2 separate regions of the Mus musculus genome follow, and region 2 is linked to region 1. A link is a loop called in an ENCODE intact Hi-C map of the cell type or tissue named here. Cell type or tissue: left cerebral cortex. All regions are shown on one strand.

Region 1 (8,000 bases):
AGGTGTTTGTCTGACTGTGGAGACGCATCTACATAAACATGTTTGATCTGTCTATCACACAAAGTTAACAGATTTTGAAGTAAGTATTTTGAACTGCTTTGGCGAAGCTTTCCTGATTGGCTGGTGGGTACCATTCACTCTCTCAGGCCCTAAGTGTAGAGATATGCCATTCTAAAGTTTCAAAATTCATCTTGTTATTGTAACAAGGTTCCTGTAGTTTTAAGCACTAGTGGATGTAGAACTTCACTTTGTCTTAGAGACACCCAAGTGAGTCAGAGAAAATGTGTGGGGTTTATCTGGACCCAGTACAAATACCCTATAATAGAAACACTGCATGTAATAGGTCTGAAACAATGACCAAAAACTCTGATTTCAGAAAGGAGTAGTGAATGGACTTAAAAACAAAACAAAACAAAACAAAACAAAAACGAGCAAGCAAGAAAGCAAACAAGCAAGCAAGCAAGGAAACAAGACAAAACCAAGTGGAAACAAAAAGGTAAGTCTCTTACCTTTTGTAGCAATTCGTACACATTGGGTTTTAGTTTCCTGGCAGAGTAAACCCAAAAGAAAGCGATTAATATAGAGACAATGTTTATTCATAAACTGTTATAACTATTATGAAGATAAGCAGAAGTTTAAACAATAATTATGACTGTAGAATTATAAAGATAAATTTCTTTTCCAATAAATAGTCTCAGCATTTTAAAAATTTTAAAAAAATAAGAAACTTTCTAGTAATTTTTGTATCTGTTTCACTTGGTAATAAAGCAAGCTTAGGTATGGCAGGGAAGAGTTGTATGGCCTTTAATCTGCATTTTTTTGCTGCCTCTTAAGCTATTAGAAAGAAATATGTATCTGAAAAGCTAATATAAATCAGAACAAAATTCTAATTTTATTTTCAACTGATAGCTACAGACTTTGAACAAACCTGATCATTACACACTCTCTTGTGGATCTAGGCATGACTGAAGAGCTAAATGATCGTTGTCAGAAAGATTATCAAGACATGGCATGCAGTTTAAATGTAATTTATCTGTTCTTTCTTTCCTTTGAATTTAGCTGTCAGAAACAAGATGTTTTTCAACACAGTTTTTTTTTTCCTCCTACCTTTATTACCAAGGTAGCTAGAAAAAATAGAAATGCAAGGCAGAAGAAACAAAAATTATTATTGTTATGTGGTAGAAAAAGATACACAGCTTTACGAGGGAGACTTGGGCTCTGGTCTCCCTCTTAGACACCTACTTCAGCCATTGTCTATCTTCTGCATTTGCTTTCTTTTCGTTTTCTTCCTTCATTCCCTAGCCTTTCCTTTCTTCTCTCCTTCTTTTCCTTTTTCCTCTTTTCCAGACAGTGTCTTGATAAACAGTTCTCCTCTATGAGTTTTTCCTTGGTCTCCCCAGATAGACAAAAATAGCATTATAGCTATCCAACCCTCACAACTCTGTGTTTATCTTTGAATATTCAATGGGCAAGAAGAGACAGCAAACAAAGTCAGTGAGTGTATCCAGTTTGATAATACCGCTGTGATCAAAACTGCCAGTGTGTCCTACAAACATTACTGGTATGTGTTCCAAACCCCAAAGGACAAAGGACTTATAATGGAGTATATATTTCTGTTGCCACTGCCACACAGGCTGTTGCTTAGGTGACACTAAACATAATAACTTATGAAGAGATTGGGTATATCATAGTCAGACAGGGCTCAGCACATCACTCCCTTTCTTCTGCCTTGGGGTATGAACAGACTTTTCTCCACATGATTGTAATAAATTGCTTTTATGTAATTCTGGATCTGTCTAATCTTCTCCCCATCCTGTCCTTCTTCTCCTGTTAGCCAGGTTTCACATTTTTTTTTTTTTTCTGAAAAACGAGGCTGTCTTTAAGAAGCATTTTATAAATCTATCTTCAGTGGTTTTATATGTTGATAAGAAATAAAGCAATATGCATACAATTCCTTCTCAAGAAATTACTTTGAAAGTATGTAAACTAAAGAACTGGGAGAGGAACAGGTCCTTCTGTTTCTTCACTGGGACCAGCGATTATCGTGCTCCTGTGTAGATCTTGAGATATTCTGATTTCCTGAGAGTAGTCCCAGTTGACTCTCTGTAGGCATTACCAGACTCTACTGGTATGAGGCTCATCCACGTTAAAGCTCTGTGTCGGCAATGGGAAGTGTATTGCTGATCTGTGTGACCTTTTACTACTGGTCCGCATGTCGTGCAATTGCGGTAAAATTATAAAATTATTTTTGTTGCTACTTTATAACTGTGATTTTGCTATTGCTATGAATCTTAATGTAAATATCTGTGCTTTATACTGGTCTTACATGATACCCTGTGGAAGGGTCTTTTGACCCGCCCCCCCCAAACTGTCATGACCTACAGGTTGAGAATGCTGCTAAACTTTGGTCAAATGATGGTATTAGAGAAAATCCCCTGTATGTACATACATTCATCTTCACTCTTACAACACAACAGACAGGTGAACAGAGTTAATTTGGAAATTCTCACGTCTCTAAAGACAAAAATTTAAATCTAGAACCCTCTTCTACCTGTGTGCTATTTGTATTTAGGTGGGGCTACTAATTTTTACCATGTCTCTGTTTGGAGCAACCTAATTAGTCAATTACTTTTAAAATAGGTGTGTGTGTGTGTGTGTGTGTGTGTGTGTGTGTGTGTGTGTGTGTGTGTATACAAGATGGGTTGTTAATCTTGAATGTCATTTTGATGGAAATTATTACCATGAAACAAACCTATGGGAAGGTCTGTTGGGCATTATCTATAAATTCACTGAAGCAGAAAGACCTTTCAAAAATGATAGGATGAGGATCCCAGGTCAGAGAGAGAGGCAGAGAGAGGCAGAGACAGACAGAGACAGAGAGAGAGGTTAGGCAGAACACCAGGACTCTTAGCTCTCTACTTTCTGCATGAAGACTGCTATGACCGCTCACTTCCTACCTACTCTCTCTGCCCTGCCTCCTGTTCCAGAGAAGTAACTCTCAACTGGTAATCCAAACAAACCCTTTCTCTCTTAAACTGCTTCTAGCCAGGCATTTGGTCATAGCAGGTGGTGTGGATGGTAAAGAAGAGTGAGAAGAGTAGAGCCTCCTTAACTATGGACAGCCTTTGCATGTACGCTATGTATTTAAAGGGTATTGGGCACTTTTCTTTGCCATAACTCTACACTGGCTACACTGGTATGCATAAAAATACAACTTGCATATAAAAGCAATACTCACACCCTCATGGCCCTCGTACACATTGGTTGTCTTCCAATTAAACTATTCTAAGAGCTAATATGACTCATACAATTGGTTGTCACATACTTTACATCCTCTCCCAGGTGTCACCTTACAGACTCAGTTATACATAAGCAACCATTTCCCACATAGCTTCAAGCCCATCAAAATGCCAGTGTTCGTCTGGATTTGAAAATTGTTCAAGTTTCTCAACATATTCTTTTTACCCTACTGCCTTATCTCAAATAGAAATAAATAAATAAAAACAAAATAAGTCTTAGAAAAGAAAGTCTTTCAAAGGGAAACAGCATGGGAGGAAAAGGCTAGGTTGTTTCTCACTTGTGTCCCGCTGAGCGCTCCTCTTCAATATTCATTTGGGATCAGCCCCAGTGTTCAAAAACAACTGTGTCCAAAATGGGAAAAGGAGGGGCAGCCAGGGACAGGGCCAGCCAACTTCAGTAATGGCTCAGCACCCAGCCTTAGCAGGCAGCCTTCTGTTTAGGTTCTGTCAGCTGGACCGCAGGCGTCCCATTACTTTGTAATCAGAGGATTGTTACTTGTTATTTATTATTTGGCATGTACCCCCTGAAAAGCTTATAAGGCCTTTATTAGCCCAGTGTGGAACGCGCATTCTGTTTATCCTGAAGTAAATTTAATCTTTTGAAGCAGCCACTACTGAGCAAGTGAGGCAGAACAATGCAGGGAATTTACTGAGGGTGGAGTCCTGGCGGCAGCACACCCACCTTTTCAAATCACTTTGTTCACAGTTGCACTGTGGGCATTCCTGAAGAAAGCGCGAGCTAAGGCAGTTACTAGGAAACAGGAATCCTGTGAAATGCTGCTGGCTCTCAGCCTCAGTCCTTCAGTCAACTTGCAAGAGCTGGCAACAGAAGCACTACACATCCATTTTCTTTCCCTTTGTTTTCTTTTTCAATTTTCCTTGACAAACGCCACTGAGTGTTTATAAAATATAGCCACAGCTTTACTTAAGATCAAGGGGAAAAATATCCAATCTGAGAGTAATCTCACCTTCTCCACACTGCTCATCGCTTGGAAATAGATGTTGTATCCTTTGCGGGGGGCCAGGGGAGGGTTCCAAAAGCCTTTATAGGTCCGGTTGTCACCCACGGTGAAGGGAGCAGGCTCGGGAAGATTCCCAGGGGGAAGTTCTGCGGCAAAGTAATAGGGCGCGCCCCCACTTAGGGCGTTCTGGTATGTAACCGGTACCTGGTAGCATTCCATGGCCCCTGCTTCACGCTTCGTTCGATGTGGGTGTAGCTGCTCCACAACAATTTGATAAGCACTTTGGGGGAAAGAAAGAAATGTTCACACTTAGTATCTAACATATTAAGATGTTTGGAGAAAGGAACAGGAGGTTCAGAGTGGGCAGGCGGCTTCCCAGTGCATGTAACCATCATTAAGCCCCTTTCCCATAAAATGGTGTCTCGAGAGTTCTGCTGCCACAGTGGTGAGCTTATCAAGGAACTAAGACAAGTAAGAAAAATCACCTTAAAATGGTTCACATTTTCAAAGACCGAAAACTAAGCCTCTCTAATAAGGACCTGGCTTTAACCAGAGTCATATCATAGATTAAGTTCTTTGTCTTAGTTTTTTTTTTTTTTTTTTTTTTAAATAGAAAAAGTTAACATTTTCTCGTGAAATTACATCAGGGAAGGCGCAGCTCCAAGGCCCAACAGAATGGTGGCCTCCAGGAGGCATTGGAAGCTACGGTCTGCAGTTGTCACAGGCTTGGACACTCGAGGCGCTGACAGGCTTCTCCACCTCCTGACCTCGCCTGCATCTCTACTGCCTCACAGCTATGCAGATCCGAAGCACAAGTGACATGCGACAGGGCGGGCACAGATGGACACAAATCTGTCCCCACAACAGAAATAGACTGGCTCCTTCTTCAGGGCTTGTTAATAATAAAATGTTACAAATTGGAGAGACAGATGGCATTTGGCCTATTAAAACTCCAACCTGAATTGGGAATCCTTTTCTTAAATACATTAGAACTTTTCCACAACAGCTTTTATGTTGTAAGGTAAATGAAACCCCACAAATTTGAAATAAAGATTTATGTGATCATTTATTTGTAAGGTTCTCAAATTCATATGTCAATAATGTCCTTCCTTTGTGGAAAATGTCTCAAGTGAAATAATCTAGGTAAATATTATCTAAAAGTTTGCCATTACTACTAATATATTTTCCATACTTTGAATGTACAAACAATTAATATATTTTAGAATTGTTGAAAACTGAAGGAAATTCACTGTGGCTTTTAAATTCAGTGAGAATAAGTTGTGGGTGAGGTCTCTATGTAAAAATCTTGAGACTTTAAGCAAATATATTTCATCTAGGCCAGTGGTTTGTGACTCCCACAGGGGTCACACATCAGATACCCTGCATGTCAGATATTTTTATTATGATTAATAACAGTAGGCAATGTACAGTTATGAAGAAGCAATGGAAATACTTCATGTTTAGGGGGCGTGGTTACCAGAACATGACAACTGAATTGAAGGGCCCCGCACTAGGAAGGCTTCAAACCACTGTTCTAAAATGTGATCCAGGCTTTCTAGAGAGGGATGACAGCCAGCATTCAATAGGTCTGTAGTAGGGTGGAAGATGCAAGACAGTGCTTTTTGTTAAGGAATTTCCAGAGAGACCAAGAGAGAAAATCAAGTGTGCATCTAGGAGATTGAAAGAAATTCAGGGTTTAAAGCAACATTCCAATTTAAATATGAGCCATTATACTTACAAGCAAGAGACTCCACAGCCTCAAAGAAAAGATGATATTATTTAGAGTTTTACTTTCTTCTTTAATATTGAAGTTTCTGTTTGTTTTCCTGTTAAAGTACTGCTAACATGTCAAAAGGCTGCTGCCTATTTCTTTCTCTTTTGAAAAAGGACATAGATGATATCAATGGCAGAAACTGAGATTTGAGCTTGTGACCAAGGCAGACATCTGTTATTTTACACTATGGAAACTGTACCTCTGCCAAGTTGGGTCACCACGCTTGGAGCAAAGCTACTGACAAGATGCCTGATTTCTGCCTCATCCAGGGGACAAGCATTTGTCTACTATGGACAATATAGGAACTAGCAAGCAGACAGACCCTGAAGACCCAAAGAAGAAAAGAGCTTAGTTGCCATATGCCATGCTAGGTAGACCTAATCCTTATTTTATTTTGAATTTATTATCCATAATTATATGTTATATACTTCTGTGCCCTGTGTATACAGCTACACAAAAATTAATAGATGTATTACACTCTCCAGAAAAATTTACGTTTATGCACCTACTCTAACAAACAGAATGGTGATTATCTATCTTAGCTAAATAATGGAAACTAATCTCTAAAAAACCCAACTTCTTAATTATCTCATACATCTCAAAAAAAATCTAGTGTATGCTAACTCTTAATTCATTCCATTCATTTGACATATTTAACATTCTACTTTCATGGTTTTTCCATTTCAATTAAATTCAGGAGCTATGCAACCCAGCCTGGGGCTCTCCAGACTTATGTGGAGCAAAGCAAACTGTTACTGGGGGAGAGAAGGGAAGAGAGGCAAGTTCATTCTGCACTTTAGAACCTTAAGCCTGGCTCCAACTGAGATAATCAACAGGCTAGACCGAGCTAAAGATTTCACATATTTCATTTAAAGAGAAAATTTACAGAAGGGATGACTCTATGAGGTGTATAAAATATGTAAATTTCCCACATTAACATGGGCTTTCCTTTTAATTAATCTTTTATTTACTAATAAAGATGACTTACGAAATGAAGCACACCGTTGTTACTACTACTAAAAACCTGAGGCAGAGAGATATGAGGCCCTATTAAATTTTCCATGTGCCTTCCATTCTTCCTTCTTGTGTAATGACCAAATGTCTGGGACCCCGTCCACCGTTCACATGTGAAATCTTTTCAACCATAGGATGTGATATTTGGTGATGGAGATCCATGGAAAGCAACCAGGCTTAGATGAAGTCTCAGCAAGGGCTGCTTTGACCAGATTGGGTTTCCTAGACATTGGAGCAATGAAAACTAAATGTATGTTTTTGAGACCCCTTGGATTTTGTTATGAAAACATAAGGCTGAGTATATGCATACTTTTTCTTCAGAAAGCTTACCTCCAAGAATATTGTCTAGATTGCTCTTTGTGCAATGACTGAAATAAGGTGGGAAACATGTTCCTCCCTTTCACACACACTCTGCCTCATCAAGACAAGCATCTTCACTTCATTAAACTTAGCTCTGGGCCTGGGTCTTTTTTAGTCTCAGCAATGTTTATTCCATAAGCTGACACAGGAACTACTTAATTTTATATTCAAGTGTGGTTTCAAATGGGATAATGGACATTTAACTAGGCATTTGTAGGATGAGCAAATCACTTTTTTTTTTTCTGGTGAGGTTATTATTTAGAATATGCCCAAATATATTCACTTTTTGGTCTCAGATAAAAAGATCTCTAATCCTTCAAAAGTTCTCAACATGTTTGAGTAATGAAGCTTTGCTTAAGGAGCATCCTTACTAGGAATTTACTTCTGCTTGCTGCTTCACTGACTTTACTCAACAACAAAGCACTGGGCAGTTCTGCATAGGCACAGAGGATTCTGAAGTGAAAAAGTACCCCTCCTTCTCAACTTTCTATTTGCTTTCCTGTTTTTGAAATTGCCAGGCTTCTATTTTGTTGAAATGCTTTGTAATCCTCAAAAGTATGTAGCCCTCATATGTATAATATATGATAATAT
Region 2 (8,000 bases), 58 kb before region 1:
ACCTGCTTGTTTTAACAGATTGTAGGAAGCCAAATGTTTGTAATATTTAAAACGTTGGCAGCACTGTGTTGAAGTGATTGACTCATAAAATTTTGCTGTGAAGCTGACTAAAACCTTACCTAGTGATAGAGACACTGCAGGCTGTATGCCTCAAACACAATTTCAATCTTTGAGCCTTGCACAGTGCTATTTCCTTGGACTGAACTACTAACTATCTTGGAGTCTAACAAAGTCAACTGAAGATGACTCAGGAAATTGAATGGCCAGTGTTCTCCAAGTTAGTCTTGTGACTCCTTAGTCAGTTCACAGGTTTTGTTTTTGGCTTGTTTCATAAAATCTCTAAATTGTAGTAAACAAACTCATTTTCCCCCATTCTACAAAAGGCTTTCAATGTCTCTGCCCTACTTACTACATTCTCTTTTATCAGTTTATTTTATAAGACCATACTAACAGTTTTACTGGCCAGCAAAGATAATTGTACATTATGACGCTTTTGAATAACTGGGAAAATATGTAAAGTGATCTTACACACATGTAGGCCTGATCTGGTTTGCATCCATTGAGCACAGTCTGAATGCTGTACAAATATTTCACTGGGGTTATTTTCACAAATGTAATAGAGTAGTAGATAGTGTAATACAACATCTAGAGTAGGAAGTTCAAGCCACATTTGTTACCAGATGTATAAATATATTGCTAAGAGGGTACAGACTTGATATAAGTAAATAAATGATGTTCTTAGCTGTAAGATAAAGCTACTCATGGAAAAATTGTAGTTAAAAATTAAAAGTAGCTGAATATACAGAAACACAATATCCCTTTTAAAAAAGATTATCAAAAGAGATAATACTCTATAGTTTTAGCGTCCAGAAAAATATTATTTTGAAAGTCTACCAAATGGACCACACTGCTTCTGTGGGCTTTTTGAAAAGGGGTATTGCATTTTGGACACATGTAGAGTTGTCATGACCCATTTTCTACTTACAGGTAGTAGGAGTAAGAGTAGTAGCTCCTCCTGGGAAGCAGATCACAGACAGTGGGAAAAAGAAGCAATGGTGAATGAGAAGCATGACTCCGTCGCATCCAAGAGAGCAGAAAAATGTGCGTTAAAAAGAAAACGAAACAAAATGAAATCTGGCTTCTTAGGCTCTGCATTGTACGTTGCCCATGCGTTGTTAGCGTTCTCTTGCCATGCGATTAAACAGACAGATAATGCAGCAAAAAAATAAAATTTGTAATACAGAATTAGGAAAAGAAAACAGTAACATGCTGACATTTCTTATATTGCCAGAGAACTGAAAAGTTAAATGGATTGTGTGTTTTTCAACATGCAGTTAAAGCGGTCTATCATCCATTGCCATCTGAATGTCATGACAGATGGAGCAGCTGTGTATAGAATGTGTATACTAAATATAGCAGTTTATTTTAAATACAAAACATAAAATTATGATGTTAATGTGTGCAAAGTAACACCTATATTTTTTTACACATTGGGTATATCTAAATGGTACACAATATATACACTTTATGTGAATACAGGTACCATATGCTACATATACATGAAGGTATTCCCACAGTAGATGCACGTGACCATGGTATACACAAACATTTACTGTATTGAAACATGATTTCAAGTTGATGTAGAAAGTTGTAATGTATTCATGCTGTGCATTTAAAATGTACACAATCAATGAAAAATGGCATATATTTGGAAATAATTCAACAGTGATTAAACTAAAAAATAAAATGACATTGCGTTCTGAAAAGTGCAATATCCCTTTCACATCCCAAGAACTTACTTTCTCTATAATCTCAGTTGTAAGGTTTTATTTGGTTGAATTCTAAGCTATTCCTTTGCAACCAAAACACACAGAACTACTTTCAATGAGGGAAATATCCCTACATATATTATTCCCAGTGAGGGATAGGCTAAAGCAACTTTACAATTTCTTGTGAAAAGGCAGGTGGTGAGAATGTAAAGATTTCTGTTTCCATTATTGTTATTATGAATTTCTGAAGTCAAATGAAACTACAGAATAACACAGAACCTTAAGCTAAACTCTGTCACATCCAGGACTGCTACATACTTTTGTGGTATAATAAATTACTCGTGGTTAACTCACACAGGGTGTGTGTGTGTGTGTGTGTGTGTGTGTGTGAGAGAGAGAGAGAGAGAGAGAGAGAGAGAGAGAGAGAGAGAGAGAGAGAGCACCTATGGGTTGAAGCCTTTAGAAATGTGCTGCAGTGAATAAGGAGTTAAAGCAATCCAGGCACGATTTAGTCCAGAAGGTGGCAAACACCTCATCTATTCTAAAAGATAATGGTTTTCCCCAGTCACATAGCTGCTGCCGAGGGAGCTGAGAGCTCAGGAGACTTTCTATCCAATACAACAATTACAAAAAGGTAAATGTGAACCACTTAATGGATGCTTGTTGATCTGATCATTGACAATGTAGACCAGAAGAAGCATCAGTGAAGGTGTGCGATTTTAGAGAGCTGTCAGAGACTGTTACCTCCCTTCCCCCAACCTTGCTTTAGTGACTGGCTTAAGCAACCTGAAGGACCTTAGCTTTCAGTTGTCATTCCAGGTACAAATCCATCAAAAAGAAGTAAGTCTCCATATAAAGAACAACTGCTACTAGGTTTAACTCCACTTTGAGGAGAACACAGGCAGAAGTCATTCTAATGCATCCAATCGGATGTGACATTCCACTTAAGGATGAAGCAGTGCTAAGTTCGCTCTCTAAGTCATTTGGCTTTTCCACCCTCCAAGTACAAACCTAAATTAAACAGAGAAGTAAAGTCTGAAGGTTCTTTTCCATGATTTTACTGATCTTTATTGAAAACCTAGTGTTTCTAAAATACTTAAATCTTGGCTCGACTAGGACGTGTTACCAATCCTAGAAGTCGTAGACAACAGCAAAGAGAAAGCACTGTTAGGGAAAAGCACATATGTAGCTAATTGAACACAAAACACTGTGGTGCATACCTAATGTTTCTAATGCAGATGTGTCTTCTCCAACATATATATCTCCGGGGACAATTGTAAAGAGGCAATATATTAAAATAGATGCTCACGGAATTGTGATTAACAGATGAGTCTTATCCATAATGTTAATGTTTTATTTTAAGTAGAAAGCAATAATAATTGCACACTATGAAGTTCACGGAATATAAGCAACATTATTTATTACACAATCAGTACAATTATAAAAGCAAAACCACCTCTACACATGAAGCTCTTAGAATGCACTCTCTATATAAAAATTATTTTCTTTTTTTCTAAAATGCTTCCAAATTATAGCATTATTTAAAAATTCATGATTGGAATGATTGAAGGGCCACACTAGTTTCAAAGACAATGACTTACAAATTCTGACAACTTACATAATGGTCAAGTAGCTCAAAGTATAAAAAAATGTGTATAAAATGCTTTTGAGCAAGAGTATACTTTTATCCCCAGAAAACAAAAGTTTAAATTCCAGGAAGTCATAATATCTTTATGAACTCCAGGAGGTGGCGACATTGGCTGGTATAGTATAAAAGATAAAGTTTAATTTAAGCATTTACTCTTCCTTTTTTTTTTAAATTAGTCAGTGAATATTTAATATACAATGTCATTAAACAACATTCTTAATTAGAGAAGTAAATGCATGTCTCACATGCAACCCATATTTTAAAAAAATTAATTAAAAATGAAAATAATTCCGACTTTGGCCCAAGCACCGTAACTGTATAGCCATCAATTTCATTATGCTTAATAATAACAACACTCAAAATAAGTTGAATTTCCCACGTATCTCTGAAGTTCAAGAAACTTATAGTTTTACATTAAATAAATGTTAACCAAGCTCTATGTTTATATCCTTGAACAAACTACAAATAGGTAAAGAAGACTTTACTTAAAAAGCCCAAATAAGAAGCTGAGGTGCGGGCACTCTTATGAGAATTTGTCAAGCAGCTTGGAAGGAAAACATGAAAATCAGTCGAATATCCGAGTGTGGGGTAGAGGACAGTATCAGACCTACCTCTTTTTCACAATTACTATGACAACCAGCAGGAGAAGGATGAACACTAGGATGCCAGCACTGATGCCCGCGATTTTCACCACTCTGTCTGTCTGCTTTGCCGGGTCTGGGATCACTTCTGGTTCTTCTGTTGCTGCTGCTAAAGGAATCAGAGAAACAGGTGACTGGAAGCCTCTTCATGCACAGGAAGATTGCCTCCAGGCAGAAATAGCCATAGGAGAACAAGCATGAATAGCAATAACCTGAAAATGTACATGCAGAAACGAGCTGTTCTAAAACATGGGAGTCTTAGGGTCAAGTTAAGGTAAAAAAAAATCTTTATTTTGCTATTCCATTTTAACATAAGGAATAAAAAATTGTTATTAAAGAGGATGGTAGGCTATTTTTCTTCAAATGCCTTAAATAGTCACAACAAGATTTTTAGAATTACTACACTGGGAAGAGATGGAGTCAGATATAAGTTACCATTTTTCACTTCATTTTTTTAAAATGACCTCTTAACTGGGTGAGGTGGCCCATGTAGCTGCTTATAATTCCAGAACTCAGGAACCTGAATAAGAGGGCTTGGGAGCTTCAGGCTAGTAAGAATTAGTTTATAATCCACCACAGAAGTTAAAATAAACAGTTTAAGCAGAAGAAAAAAAAAACATAAGGAAATATACCCAGAACTATTTCACATTTCCTCACTACTGATAAATGTAGGAAGTGACTTTAAGAAGATTATTTTTTTTCTTGATCCTTTCAGGCCCTTACTTTTTTTTTTTTTTTTTTTTTCTTTTCATTCTCAAAATCATGCTCAGCCCTCACACATGTCCACAATTAAAATAGAAAACTTTAATCAATACATAAGCCCCGGAAAGCCACTGAAGACATTTTCCTTTTACCTCATTTACCTTGAAACTGGCAAAGAAACTATTATTATCTGTACTTTACAGACACAAAACCCCCGAGGCTTAGAGAATTAAGGAGAGATTATGAATCACTCAAGGGCAGGCAGAGAATCTAATACATCGTCTATCTTGTAACACAGCACCTCTCACTTGCCAGGTTTATGACCCCCCACTGCTGAAAATATGCATCACAAAGGCCAGGGAGTTCTATGGATTAAACATATTGGAAAACTGTTTTCAGTTGCCAATCACTGTACCATGCACTTAAGAGTTCAGAGACCCTGGCTGAACGAACATGCTACAGTCAAGATCTACACTGAGCCTGTATATCTCCAGGAAAACTTGTCTATTCTCTTTAGAAAGTTATCCATCTGTTGCTGTGCCAACCTGTTAGTTCCTTCATTTGGCTTCTTTTGCTCCAACATCCATGTTCTATGTATCTTAATGTCTATTTTTTTTTCCACCCTAAAGTTGCTGGCACGAGGTTAACCTAATTTTTCAAATTAAACTCATGGTCATGATGATGATGATGGTGGTGGTGGTGGTGGTGGTGGTGGTGATGATGGTAATGGTGATGATGTAAACCTCTCTCTCAGTAATATTACTTCATTTTACTTTAAATCTAAACAGAAAATTAGTGTTTGAAAAAGTGTTAGTTCCATTTGTTAAAGAGTTCACCAAACTATTTTTTTTAATTGCACAGAATAAAATGTCCCAGTGGCTTAGTCACTATTACTCTTAAGCAGAGACTGTAAGTCCACACACAGCTTGCTTTTTCCCTAGTAAGTGGAGGAAGTTCGTTGGGCAGTGGTAGTATGGCTGTTCTCGGCATTACAGCTATAGGAAACGTCCTTAATTAGGAGTAGGTGACAATGGTACTTGCAGTTCGTCCAAGCCTGCCGAAGCTGTGCTGGCATCCCTTCCTCTTCTTGAGCAGTTTGATGGATGTGTACATACGCCTACTCATTGTGTAAGCATGAACGCCTAAAACAGGTGGGGTGTATTCCTAGGTAGAATGCAAAAATCTAAAAACAAAATGTTTATTGTTTGTAATGATCAAACTGGATTGGTTTACATAGGTACACTTTCACGAAGGAATTTTTAAAAGTGATATAGAAATCTCCTGAGAGAAATATTCATCTATGGGATAATTTCTAGAGTTGACTCACTCACTAAACTCTCTGATCTGTTGCTTCACTACACTTGACTTTCACAGAATAGAGATGATAATCCCTTGGTACTCTGACATACCTGACTTATGGAGTCAACTGCCAGTGCTTTGGACAATCAGTTCTTGTTAGATATGTTCTCTGTCTCTGTCTCCATCTCTCTCCTTCCCTCCCTTTCTTTCCCTCCCACCTCTCTCTCTGTATGTATTTGTATGTTGGTATGCATGTGTGTACATGGGAGTGTTCTATTTTGTTCAAGTGATGTCGTTATTTTAAAAACTGAGTTTCTCTCTGAGCTTTGTTTTGGGCTGGGAATCCACCTATTTTAGCTTCTTCACTTAGGTTAGGGCTATGTGCTGACATACCCAGCTTTTTATATGGATGTTAGCGATTTGAACTCCAGTTTTTCTGCCTGTTCAGCAAGCACTTTACCAACAGAGCTGTCTCCCAACCCCAGCACTCCAGCACTGCTTTTCTGTCCTTGATTATCATGGCACAGTACAATTGCATGGAAACATATTACACTCTTAAGATTCATACCATGTTAGAAATCATGTAGGTTTTTAGTAGTTTGGATAATGATGACTTGGGTACCCAAACTCAGGTCCTCACGCTTGTACACACACATGCTTGTACATCGAGTAGGGTCATTTCCCAGCCAGATCCATCTCCTTCATATAATTTAATTAAGCTGTAACATGTAGCATATGCTATATTTTATAAGAACCTTCAGAACTCCTCAGCCTTTCCATAGAAATGCACAAATGGACAGATAGGGTCGATATTGTGAATAGAAGGTCAGATATAAAGAGATTTTAAAATTCCATCCACACTGCGTGATTACATTATGAAACTCACACAAAATGACGGGCACGCAGCTTCAAATTCAGAGGATTAAGAATTTTTTTAAAAAAAGTTTTAACAGAAATAAATTTTTCTGAGAAGATAATGTAAATACATTCCCAGCAGTGGAATGTGCAATCTAAGAGTCAGTGTTTGCACAAAGAAACTGTTAAGCTTGATCATGGGTTCAGTGTTCAGGGCGCTAAGACAATTCATGTATTATGGGTATCCATGTGATCAGTTTAAAGTGATCATCCTCTTAGAGACCTCTTAGAGATGGATCCTATTTATAATTCCCAAATTGAAAAAAAAAAAAAAGAACGATCAAGGGTAAACATGCTTTGGAAGTTGTGGTTATAATTCTTGTGCAGATTATTGACTGTTAAATAATTACCAAACTTGAATGAGATTCTCCATATTTGTATGATGTGGTAGCCATTTTCCCTGAAATGTAAACTTTCTATAGAAGAATCACTTATTATTTCTAATATTATCAACCAACAGTACTTTTATAAAAGAAAATCTGGAAATTTATTAGTTTGGAGGTGTTTCTGTGTAGACAGCATCTTTCTATGAATTCCAGGTTGGCCCCAAACTCATCATGTAGAACAGGCCAGCATCTAACTGCAACCTTCCCAACTCAGCTTGCACAGATGGTTTCCTCTGTACACTTCAGTCACATTTATTTTTCTAGGGTTTTGCACGGCGAAACCAAAGAATATAAATAAAAATCCATTTTTATAAGATTAATAAATGGAAATATATAGTAGTTTTAAGCGAGCATTTCCTATTTTCTTCAGTGACAGCCATAACCTGTTAACGTGGTTACACCCCTGTGTCTCACATAATTTATGTTTGCACAAAGACAATGGAAAGTATCCTTTTCAGAGTGCTTTCCTTTGTCGTAAATCTTTTCACACTTTATTTGCCAGAGAGCATTCAAAGAACCCCCAGTTTTTAGGAGACTAGACTGGCATAATTCTTTGCACAATGAGAGAACAAAAACAAGTTAGAATTTTACTTTTACTGAGCACATTTATTAGATGCATTTTGGGGGGGGGAGAGCTAAA

The links. A loop is a pair of places that touch in the nucleus more often than their neighbours do. Peaks named below come from ENCODE experiments on the same cell type or tissue, not always from the same donor. Only the 100,000 strongest peaks of a DNase experiment are listed, where the experiment ranks them.
Region 2: it touches region 1 in a loop (2.0-fold over the local background); 3 of 42 quality-filtered maps call a loop at or near these places.

What each region holds. Positions count from the first base shown.
Region 1 is chr10:28,489,455-28,497,454 of GRCm38, reverse strand. It overlaps Ptprk (protein tyrosine phosphatase, receptor type, K), which reads right to left. Exons shown (of 32, transcript NM_008983.2): 12 at 4,268-4,541; 13 at 510-546. Among named protein-coding and RNA genes, the nearest start is that of Themis, 170 kb to the left of the region's middle. In left cerebral cortex, a CTCF peak has its summit at 3,962; DNase peaks (open chromatin) are centred at 273, 3,688, 4,034 and 4,458; H3K4me3 peaks cover 344 bases; H3K27ac peaks cover 1,088 bases.
Region 2 is chr10:28,547,785-28,555,784 of GRCm38, reverse strand. It overlaps Ptprk (protein tyrosine phosphatase, receptor type, K), which reads right to left. Exons shown (of 32, transcript NM_008983.2): 14 at 4,029-4,167. Among named protein-coding and RNA genes, the nearest start is that of Themis, 120 kb to the left of the region's middle. In left cerebral cortex, a CTCF peak has its summit at 3,514 (motif pointing right); DNase peaks (open chromatin) are centred at 32, 1,310 and 4,075.